Linked DNA regions of Homo sapiens: region 1 is linked to region 2. A link is a contact called in ENCODE Hi-C or POLR2A ChIA-PET data. All regions are on one chromosome and are shown on one strand. Each heading gives the region's core, a stretch centred on a gene start or an enhancer-like site at or near the end of the contact. The rest is flanking DNA. Distances are from core to core; before and after follow the strand shown. Region 1 holds the start of PPM1A (protein phosphatase, Mg2+/Mn2+ dependent 1A). Region 2 holds the start of EXOC5 (exocyst complex component 5).

Region 1 (4,830 bases), core at 572-3,071, 3.0 Mb before region 2:
TGGTAAAGAAAGCATTAAGTCAGTAAAAGCAGCATCTAAGAATAGAGAATCTCCTTATTTTCAATTTTCTCATTTGTAAAATAAGGAGTTACAGAAATACAATCTTTGGAAAAGGCCCAATATGTAGCAAGATAAAAGTATAAAAGTAAAGTGTTTCAAAGAGAGTTGGGGACCAAGCTATGCTAAATTCCCAAGTGCTCTGGAACCCTAAGTCTCAGCAGAGTAGTGTTTCAACAAATCCCTCCACTTTTCGGAGCGCAACACATGTAAAGTGGTTGTGTTTAAAACCCCAACGTGCAAGTTTGAAAAGACTGTTTTACAAAACAATTGTTAAAATGTCTAATTTCTCTCAATAATGTCAAAATCATTTCCTTTGAGAAAATGATACCTATCTCTCATACTCTTCCAACCACTTCTTAAAACACATTCAGCTCATTATTCCAATGAGCAGGAAACTTGCGGGGAGGTGGGGCTAGCACACAGATCCCATGGCTTGGACAACTGAAGCATGACTTTTGTGGATTTGTACCATGTGGTGTTTCAGGAGAGAAGAAAAATACCTCAGGTGATGAAATTTTCAAAACGTATCTAAAACTGCAGTTGGTAGAAGGCTCTCCACAGCCAGCTGTCTTTCAAGAAAAGGCTCCAAGTTTATTTAAAATCTACAAGCAGAACAGAACCATACCTCAACCAAGCTCTAACATCAAGAAGTTTTACCCGATTTACGTAGTTAAAAGGATAAGAAATCGGAATTTACTTCAATGGATTTGTTCGATGCCTTAATAATGAATGAACTAGAGGCATCACTCACTGACTTGAGTTCTGAAGGAGTCTCTCAGCCCTGCCCCCTGTAAAACCTTAAGCAATTTCTACAGAATTAGGTTTTTCGAGGCTAAGCCCGGTTCAAAGGAAGTCTCCCCGCCTCCCTCCCAGGGGCTGAAGCCCAGGACAGCCGGGGCGGCGCGCCCGAGCGGGTGGGGGCGCGGGGACGCCCCCTCCCCGCTCGGGAAAAGTTCTGCAGGCCGCTCTCCGGCCAGGCCGGCCTGCGGCCGTCGCCTGCTTCGCCGCCACAAACACCCATCTCGGCCGCGGACGGCCAGAGGGTCGCGCCCCCTCCCCGCGCCACCGCAACTAACACCCCGCCCCCGCCTCCCCGCCACCGCCCTCGCCGAGCGTTAACCCCTCGCCGTCCGCCGCCCGGCTCGGGGGAGGAGGCCGGCCAGGGGGTGGAGTTGTCGCGTCTCCTCCCGGGAGCGCCCGGGCAGACGCCCGGCTTGTTTACAGGCCCCAGGCCTGCCCGCCGCCGCCGCCGCGCAGGCCCGCACCGCCCGCCAGCCCGCCGTCGGCCCGAGCGCCGCACTTACCCGGAGCAGCCGCAGGCGGGCAGGTCCCTGGTCGGCCGAGGCGGCGGCGGCGGCAGCCGGGGAGGGGGTCACCGCGGCGGCGACGGCGGCAGCCGGGGGAGGGGTCACCGCTGCAGCGGCGGGCCAGGTCAGGCTGGGGAAGGGGCGGAGGAGGGGAGGAGCCGGGCTGCGTCCGGGCCCCCGGCTGTCGGCGCCCTCGCGGCTCAGATCATCCGGGCGTTGGAGAGGGAGGCAGAGAGCGGGTCCCGGAGAAGGAGGAGGAAGAGCCGAGGACTCATCGCTTTCGCGCCTCAGCTGTCTAGAGTCCCCCCACCCCCCCCTCCCCAACCACCCGTTCCGGAGCAACAGCCGCCTGAGGACCCGAAGCTGCGGGCCGGACGAGCGCCGAGACCACTGCTCTCTAGCTCCCGCGCGCGCTCCCGTCCCTAGCGCCGCCACCGCCGCCGCCGCCGCCTCTAGCGCGGCCCCGCGCAGGCGCGCTCACGACCGCGTCGCCCCTCCCCCACCCCTCCGCTCGCCCCGCCCCGCTGGCTCCGCCGCCGCTACAGCTGCGGCGCGGCGCGCAGCTACAGAGACCCGGATGTCGTTGGGCAGGAACTGCGGTGAGGGCTGGCGGGCGGGGGAGGGGCCGCCACAGATGACGTCACTGCCTTACCCAGCTTCTTTCTCTGCCGCTGCTGCTGCCGCCGCCTTTGCCTTACGGCCTGGAGCACCAGGCCGAAGCCGAAGGGAGCGTCCGGATCCCGGATAGCAGCCAGGACCCGGGCCTTCACGTTCCGGCGCCAGGGACTGGACAGAATGTGCGGCTATTAGGTGCCCAGTAGATCGACAGCCCCTCCGTGCCGGCCCTTGGCCAAGTAGGGACTCGGAAGCTACCCCTACGGCGTCCGCGCCCGGAGCCCTGGCTCTTCTACCTGCCTGCAGATACAAACCCCACTCCCTGCGAAGATGGTGTACACGCAGCCCCGAGCACAGACCCGAAGCTGTCCACCCTTCTTGGGCGCCGTCGCGGTCTGGCCGCTGCCCTTCGAACCCATGGTGGGTCCCAGGCAGCTGCCAGACCCCCCTACCCCAGAGTCCCACTCCTCCAGAGCCTTCCTCTCCCAGTGACCCCAGGAAGCCCAAGCAGGTGCCACGGCCACACACCTCGCGACCCAAAGGGCAGAGACACAAGCACGCTACCACCGCCCACCAATGTGCGAGTGCAACTGATTCACGCACGGGGCACATGCTCTGAGTTTCTGGCAGGTTTTCCCTCTATAGTTCAGGGGATTCCACATTGTATTTATTTGCACATGTTAGATAATCACGTGGTTCTGTCCCAGGGGACCTCCAACGACCTCCAATGAGGTAGGTTAAGGGAACAGGATTTTTCAAAATCAGGAGAATAATCAGAAACATAACAGCTGCTTCTATTAAGAGGTAGAGATGAGCTAAAGTTAATAGAAACTGCACGTGCCAGCGGCCAAAATCCAGTTTAGCTAGCTGGAAAACCCGACCCACGCTGCTTGCAGACGCCGGGGATAGAATGACAAACCCTAGGCAGCCAATGAATCGCAGCCTAGGAGCAGTACATCACCAGCACGGGTTCCCATTGGCTGGGGTGCCCTTCCCTCTCTTGTCAGCGGCTTAACCAGTTCACGAATTTGACCTACACCACATTCGCAGGAAAAGAAGTTAGAAGAAAAGTCCGTATTTTTAAAAGATGTTCTGATGCACACACAAACCAAAGACTTCATTGTAGAAGGCAGGTTCTTTTACTGGCCAAATTGAGTTCTGGCCAGTAAAAAAGGTAAATTTATGTTGAAGGCCTCTCTATTTTACTTGAGGAGCTCACTATAGCAATTTGCACCCTACTACTTTCTATCTCCTAAACCATTTTGTTGCCCCAACTCTTAGATCAAAAGCAACCTATTTATTCTTTCTGGCATTCAGCAAATATTTAGCTGCTGCTTTTAAAGTTGTAAAAAGCCATCTCTAATTTTCTCAACATGACTTTGGGGAAGGTTCTGTTTCCTTCACTTTTTTTTTTTTTTTTTTTTTTTTTTTTGAGACAGAGTCTCGCTCTTTCATCCAGGCTAGTACAGTGGCACAATCTCGGCTCACTGCAAGCTCCGCCTCCCGGGTTCATGCCATTCTCCTGCCTCAGCCTCCCGAGTAGCTGGGACTACAGGCGCCTGCCACCACGCCTGGCTAATTTTTTTGTATTTTTAGTTCAGACAGGGTTTCACCGTGTTGGCCAGGATGGTCTCGGTTTCCTGACCTCGTGATCCACCCTCCTCGGCCTCCCAAAGTGCTGGGATTACAGTCGTGAGCCACTGTTCCCGGCCAGAATTCCTTAGAAGATGATCGTGGATCATTTCCACATATACAAAATAAAAATAAAATTCACTATGCATTTGGTCTCAGTATCATCTGAGGATACATTTCCTAATTCTCCACATATCTCCCCGACCCCCCAAAAAAAGAAATTAGATCAGAGATCTTTGAAACGCTACCTTCTTGGAATCCTTAATACTCCAGGCAAGTAACAGCATGAGTAGCATGCTGGTGGACTCATTAACATTCTGAACTACAAAAGCTCATATGGCAACCATTTAGAGTGCTCTTAAAAGACAAATTTTCTTATTTATAAGCAGAAGCTGGGTCACTAGTGACGGTAGTGGACCATAGAAAACTTGAAATGCCTGCCTATCTTTCTGCTTCCTTCCTTTAGGCTTCCACACCTTTCTTCTCTCTGTTCTGCACTTGGAGAATCTGGGTCAATTGTAGAAGAAGAGGGAGAGAAATAGAAAATATGAACAGAAAGAAATTTTTAAGGAGTCTACGCATTGTACAGACTGCCGATAAAGCAGCACCTTCCTACTATTTATTTCTGAATACAGCTTGCAGGGACATTTTGGTATGAACTAGGAAACTCATGGGTTATAAGATTAATATTTTAAAAAGATATCAATATTGTCTGATTAAATATGTTTAATATCATCATATCCCCTTTTATTAAACCTTATGCTAAGAAGGGGGGACAGATAGAAGGGGAAAATAACATTGAAAAAAGAGGATTGAAAGTTCTCTTCTGAACTGTAAGACTTTGCCGGGCCTCTACACATATTTGGGATGTTCACAGTAAGATTTTAGTGGGAATATATTGCCATGATGATGACATTTTAGTAATTTTTATAGGTATATTATAAAACTATCCTGCTCTGCTTTGGAAATCTGTTTATATTTCAATTAACAAAGAAAAAGATTATCTACAAGATTGGCTTTAAAGTCCTGAATTTAGTGTGTGTTGATAGCCTAGTAATTGGGAGGCTTGGGGTGAGGACAGGGGCTGTAGTGTGGAGTCTAAAGCTTAATCTGATCAGCAATACTCTCTTTCCCTTTCCACCACAATTGTGACTTAAAAAAAGGTTTACATTCCTGCTCCCAAATTACTCTCCAGGAGAGTCACCCTTGAGGCAGA
Region 2 (4,892 bases), core at 1,957-4,456:
AACATTCTGAAAACTAGGATTTAAGAAACTTATTTACTTAAGCAGTAAAAAGTTCACCTCTATGAAATATTAAGATAAGCTACAAAGCAACAGATATTGTATTGGTACAAGAAAGACAAAGTACTAGAACTGAGACAGACCAACATTTATATGAGGGGACATAACTAACACTACCAGTAGCCTCACAAATTAATGAAGACATGACATACTGCTTAAAAGATGATGTCAGAAAAACTGACCCACACTACAGAGAAAACCGAAATGGGATTCCTACTTAACATCATATCCAAAGATGGACTACATATGGGTTAAAGACCTAAATGTAGCAGATGAAATTATAAAGAGAAGACAATGTAGGAAGATATTTTTGGGAAATATGGGTGAGAAAAAACTTCAACAAATTCCCAAAAGCAATTAACTAGTTTGATTGCATCAAAATTAGTGATTTCTGTTTAACCAAGGGCAACATAAAGTTAATTGACAATGGTAAATTAAAGAAAATATCTGTACTATCTAAAAATGACATAGGACTAATACCAAGAATACAAAACAAACTCCTACAAATTCAGAGGAAAAAATAAGCAACTTTCAAAGAAAAAAAGGACAAGACATGTACAGGCAATTCACAGTAGAGGAAACTTAAAGGACTAACAATCATTGCTACATACAGAAATGCAAACGAAAATAAGATGTTCTTTATTGGCAAAAATTACATGTTAGGAAAGAATGGAGATACGGGAACCCCTTCTTGCTGCTAGTGAGTGCGTAGGTGGCTGAAAGCATTCTGTGGAGCAGATTATTTGGCAGTCTTTAGTCAAAATCGGCATAGACATGCCCCATGGACAGATTTGAGGATGCATACTTTGGCAGTGTTCTTTGGAGGCAAATTTGGGAGAGGTCATCACTAGGTAAAGGGGACAGGTAAATGTGTAGGATGTGAACCATGAGTACTACAGAGCAAGAAGAAACAATGGCCTAGATTTGCACTGTCCAACATAGTAGAACTACCCACATGTGGCTATTTAAACTTAAATAAAAATCAATTAACATTACCCAAAATTAACAATTGAGTTCCTCAGTTATGCTAGCTGCAGCTCAAAAGCTCAATAGGTACTTGTGGCTAGTGGCTACAGTATTAGCCAGTACAGATTAAGAACATTTCTCCTTTCCATCATCATAGAGAATTCTATTGGACATGCTGCCTTAGATGAACACAAAGTATCATGGATGTTTCTTTAAAATAGTGTTGAGAAATGTGACAAATGTAACATTAGGAAGTGAAGTCTAAAGCACACTTAATTATGTAATTTGAAAAATGCATACAATGAAAAAGAGTAACATCGAAGATGTTAAGAGTTATCTGTCAGTGGGAAGGGAACGGCAGTTAGAAATAGGTAACCAAAGGGAATATAAGTAAAATGAGAGATACTTTGTACGGACTGATGCGCCTGGTAAAACCACGTACTAAAGAATATTATTAATCTCCTGTATTTGAGGTCCAACAACAAATGTTGGGGTTAGTGTCAGCCAGAAATCCTGGGGGGAAATGGTAAACTCCAACTCTGATGCCCTCAGGAACAAAAACTGTTAAGGTTGCAAAGAAGGAATTTTTCATATCCCCATTGCCAACCAATTTTCATTTAAAATTAAAATCTTTTTTTTCTGCCTCAATCTCAATTCTACTATGGTACTACTTCACTATAAGCTTTCTTCAGGGAAGAACGAATTGTGACAAAAAAGAACTATCAATGGCCAGAGAATAAAAGGTGAAATAGACCCACTCGATTGCCACCAACATTTTACAATGAGTTACTGTACAATTCCCTTAACAGAGCTATTTTGATTACACAGGGCAAATTCTAATAGTGGGACCAGATCAACTTAACACAATATATGAAATAGTGAATACATTTTTTTGTGTTTCTATTTTCTTCAACAATTAGGAACTGTAAACTGATGATTTCTACCATTGACACATATTAACAAGATAAAAATAAAAGCCTGGGCGGGGCGCGGTGGCTCCTGCCTGTAATCCCAGCACTTTGAGAGCCAAGGCGGGCGGATCACGAGGTCAGGAGATCAAGACTATCCTGGCTAACACGGTGAAACCCCCTCTCTACCAAAAATACAAAAAATTAGCCGGGCGTGGTGGCGGGTGCCTGTAGTCCCAGCTACTCGGGAGGCTGAGGCAGGAGAACGGCATGAACCCGGGAGGCGGAGCTTGCAGTGAGCGGAGATCGCACCACTGCACTCTAGCCTGGGGAACAGAGCGAGACTCCGTCTCAAAAAAATAAAAACAAAAAAATAAAAGTCTGATATAACTTAGCATGGATTTTTCAGTAGAATAAGTTAAAATGTTCTGGAACGATTTTGTCAATGCATGTTGAAAAATCTGAAAATGTTTAGTGCTCAGTAAATTTTCTACCGTTCCCTTAGTCATCTCCATTTTAATTCTAAGCAGACGGAGGTCATTTTAAAACACAATACTAATAGAAAACATATACCGTAAATAATATGTACCAGTCATCAACTCAATTCTCACAACACTGTAAGGTAGGACTATTAAAATCTCCATTTAACAGACGAAACAGAGGTCTGTTAACTGGCTAGCCCAAGGTCACGCAGCTATTCGTGGCAAACCTGGGCCACGAAGCACCACAAAACTATGCTACTTCATCGATCTTCTGATCCATCATCCCTGAGGATTCAGATTTGCATTTACCTGGAGAATCTCACGGTGCCACAAAGTGGAGTTCCCGGTTCGTGGCTTATGAGCCACACTGCCCGCTGCGCCATGGTTAAGTCAGTAAAGCATTAGCTCATCTCATAATTAAGGTCGCCACCGAGGAACAGCGCAGACCGGCTTTCTCAGACAGACTCTTAACAGAAGCCCTGAGGCTCATCCTGCGCCGCATACCGGTCGCGCTCAGCAGAGAGGTTAGCTTTTTTAGGTGAAGTCACTAACGCTTCTGAGTCGCTCTAGGCCAACACACACCACAAAAAGTTCTAAGAACCCCAACCTATAACCTTGAGAAATTTACCTATACCCTGCAACTCCGGTATTTTCTTCCTCTAAATTCTACTTCCGGAATGGTGGCCCGCAAGGATCAAAGTTCCTCATACACGGTAGCGTCGAGCCTTTTTTCGGTTCTTTCGCCGCTCGTTTTATTCGCCGGCCCCTCCCGACAACCTCCCTGGCGCGCGCAGTTCCACTTCCGGCGTATGAGGCGGTGACAATGGGAGCAGCGCGGGCGGCGCCGGGAGGCAGCTGACAAGCGTTTGCGGCTTCGCTTCATGGCCGCTCTCCCGCCCCTCCTGGGATCTGTGGGGAGCTGGGGAGCCCGCAGCGGCCCGGAGCCGGAGCTGGCGAGCCGAGCGGAGACCTGTGCGCCGCGCCTCTGAGGCGCAGCATGTGAAGCGGAGACGGCATCCAGTGGGGGGCGAGCCTCTCAGCCGGCCGGGATGGCTACCACGGCCGAGCTCTTCGAGGTGGGCCCCGGCGGCTCTACAGGGAGTGGCAGGCCCGGGGTTTGCAGGCAGCTGGGTGGGCGGGCCGAGGAGCGGGCGTTTGCTGGCTGCCCAGGAGGAGCCCTCGGGAGAGAGGTGCGAAACAGAAGGGTTGGGGTGGCAGCTCCGTGTCAGCGCGGGCGGAGCGTGAAATGGGGGAGGGGTGCTTGGGGCCGAGGTGGGCTGGGCGGCCGGTCGGCAGAGAGGGGAAGCCGGGTGTCCCAAGGGAGGAGGGTTGCTTTTGTTTGTGGGGGCAAGAGGGAAAGTCTGGAAGGTTCGGGTGTTGGAAGATGTCTACTCCGGATGAGTAGTGGGAAGGGCTGACTCAGGACGAGGAAAGAGAGCCAGGAGCCTCAGGTTGGGCGAGTCTTGTCGCTGGGGTCCTCGCGGGAATAATAGGAGGAAGCCACTTGAGATCGGGACTCTTGGGGGCTTCTCGTTTTGAGTAATTATTCCATTAGTAAGGTTGCAGGTGGCATTCATAGGACTGCCAGTTTAACCTGACATTTGAAAAGGCTGGGACAATTTTTTTTTTTTTGGACAATAAAGGCCTACTTATCTCTTTCGACTGAAGAGAGATAGACTGAAGGGAGGCAAAATTCAAGTGAACACTTTATTTCATGTAATACATAATAATACACTCGAGGCATTTACGTGTATTATAAAATAAAAAAAGTTTATAAAATAAAACGAACACTTCGTTTCATGTATATAATGCACCTTAAGTGTATTATATGCATTTACATGTATTATAAAATCACCTAACTGCAAGCTAGAGAATCCTTAATATGTAATAGTGAGAATACTAATGTCTTTCCTCGAGCGTTTACAGTATCTAAACCTTAAAATTTAATTTCGTGAAGTCCGTTGTAAGAAGCTGTGATAAAAGTTTGAGATAATAGAATAGGAAAACTCTAATTAGGCTACAAAACAATGACACGTATAAAGCATCTCCTTGTGTGAAAGAAATGAAAACGGATAAGAAAAAGGAAAGAAAGACCCCTTTTTTGTGTGTGTGCTTGTGTTTCACATTGAGTAACAAAAGTGTAATAATTGAGAAGACTGTAATCCACAATAGGGAACTTCTCCATAAGTGAAAATGGTATCCTTTTTCTGCGTAAGATTCAGCAGTTTTTGTGGCTTACAATTTGAATGCCACAGTTTTAATAACAAATGGAAATTTACATTTGTTATTGTTACTATATTTTGCATATCAGTCAGCTTTTGGATAGATAATGCTTTTTTTGAGAGGAGTAATATATGTTATTGTTATAATAAGTTGTAATAAGACAGTAATTTGTGAATGAAGGATTGTAATTACAAGAAAGACTTCAGAGATATTGTATTTTCTCACTTAAGTGTTGGGAGATATGCTACATTAATTT

What was found. Hi-C counts contacts between places; a loop is a spot of excess contacts on that map. ChIA-PET counts read pairs that join two places held with the same protein, here RNA polymerase II (POLR2A). Pooled maps may share reads with other maps.
Region 1: a map of naive thymus-derived CD4-positive, alpha-beta T cell shows a loop between it and region 2 (17-fold over the local background). The contact joins the promoter of PPM1A here to the promoter of EXOC5 in region 2. A Hi-C loop is called at or near these places in 3 of 168 maps with a recorded cell type or tissue (CD4-positive, alpha-beta memory T cell and naive thymus-derived CD4-positive, alpha-beta T cell) and 12 of 50 pooled maps. POLR2A ChIA-PET finds 5 or more read pairs at or near these places in 2 of 52 experiments (CD4-positive, alpha-beta T cell and CD4-positive, alpha-beta memory T cell).

The regions. Positions count from the first base shown.
Region 1 is chr14:60,246,212-60,251,041 of GRCh38, reverse strand. It overlaps PPM1A (protein phosphatase, Mg2+/Mn2+ dependent 1A), which reads right to left and starts at 1,821. Exons shown (of 6, transcript NM_021003.5): 1 at 1,365-1,821. RefSeq lists silencers at 838-1,577, 1,778-1,877 and enhancers at 1,978-2,327, 2,388-2,437, 1,747-2,475, 3,018-3,267.
Region 2 is chr14:57,267,219-57,272,110 of GRCh38, reverse strand. EXOC5 (exocyst complex component 5) reads left to right here and starts at 3,206. Exons shown (of 18, transcript NM_006544.4): 1 at 3,206-3,489. The coding sequence starts at 3,463. AP5M1 (adaptor related protein complex 5 subunit mu 1) reads right to left here and starts at 3,140. Exons shown (of 8, transcript NM_018229.4): 1 at 2,723-3,140. The coding sequence starts at 2,796. RefSeq lists enhancers at 2,976-3,175, 2,823-3,406 and a silencer at 3,716-3,775.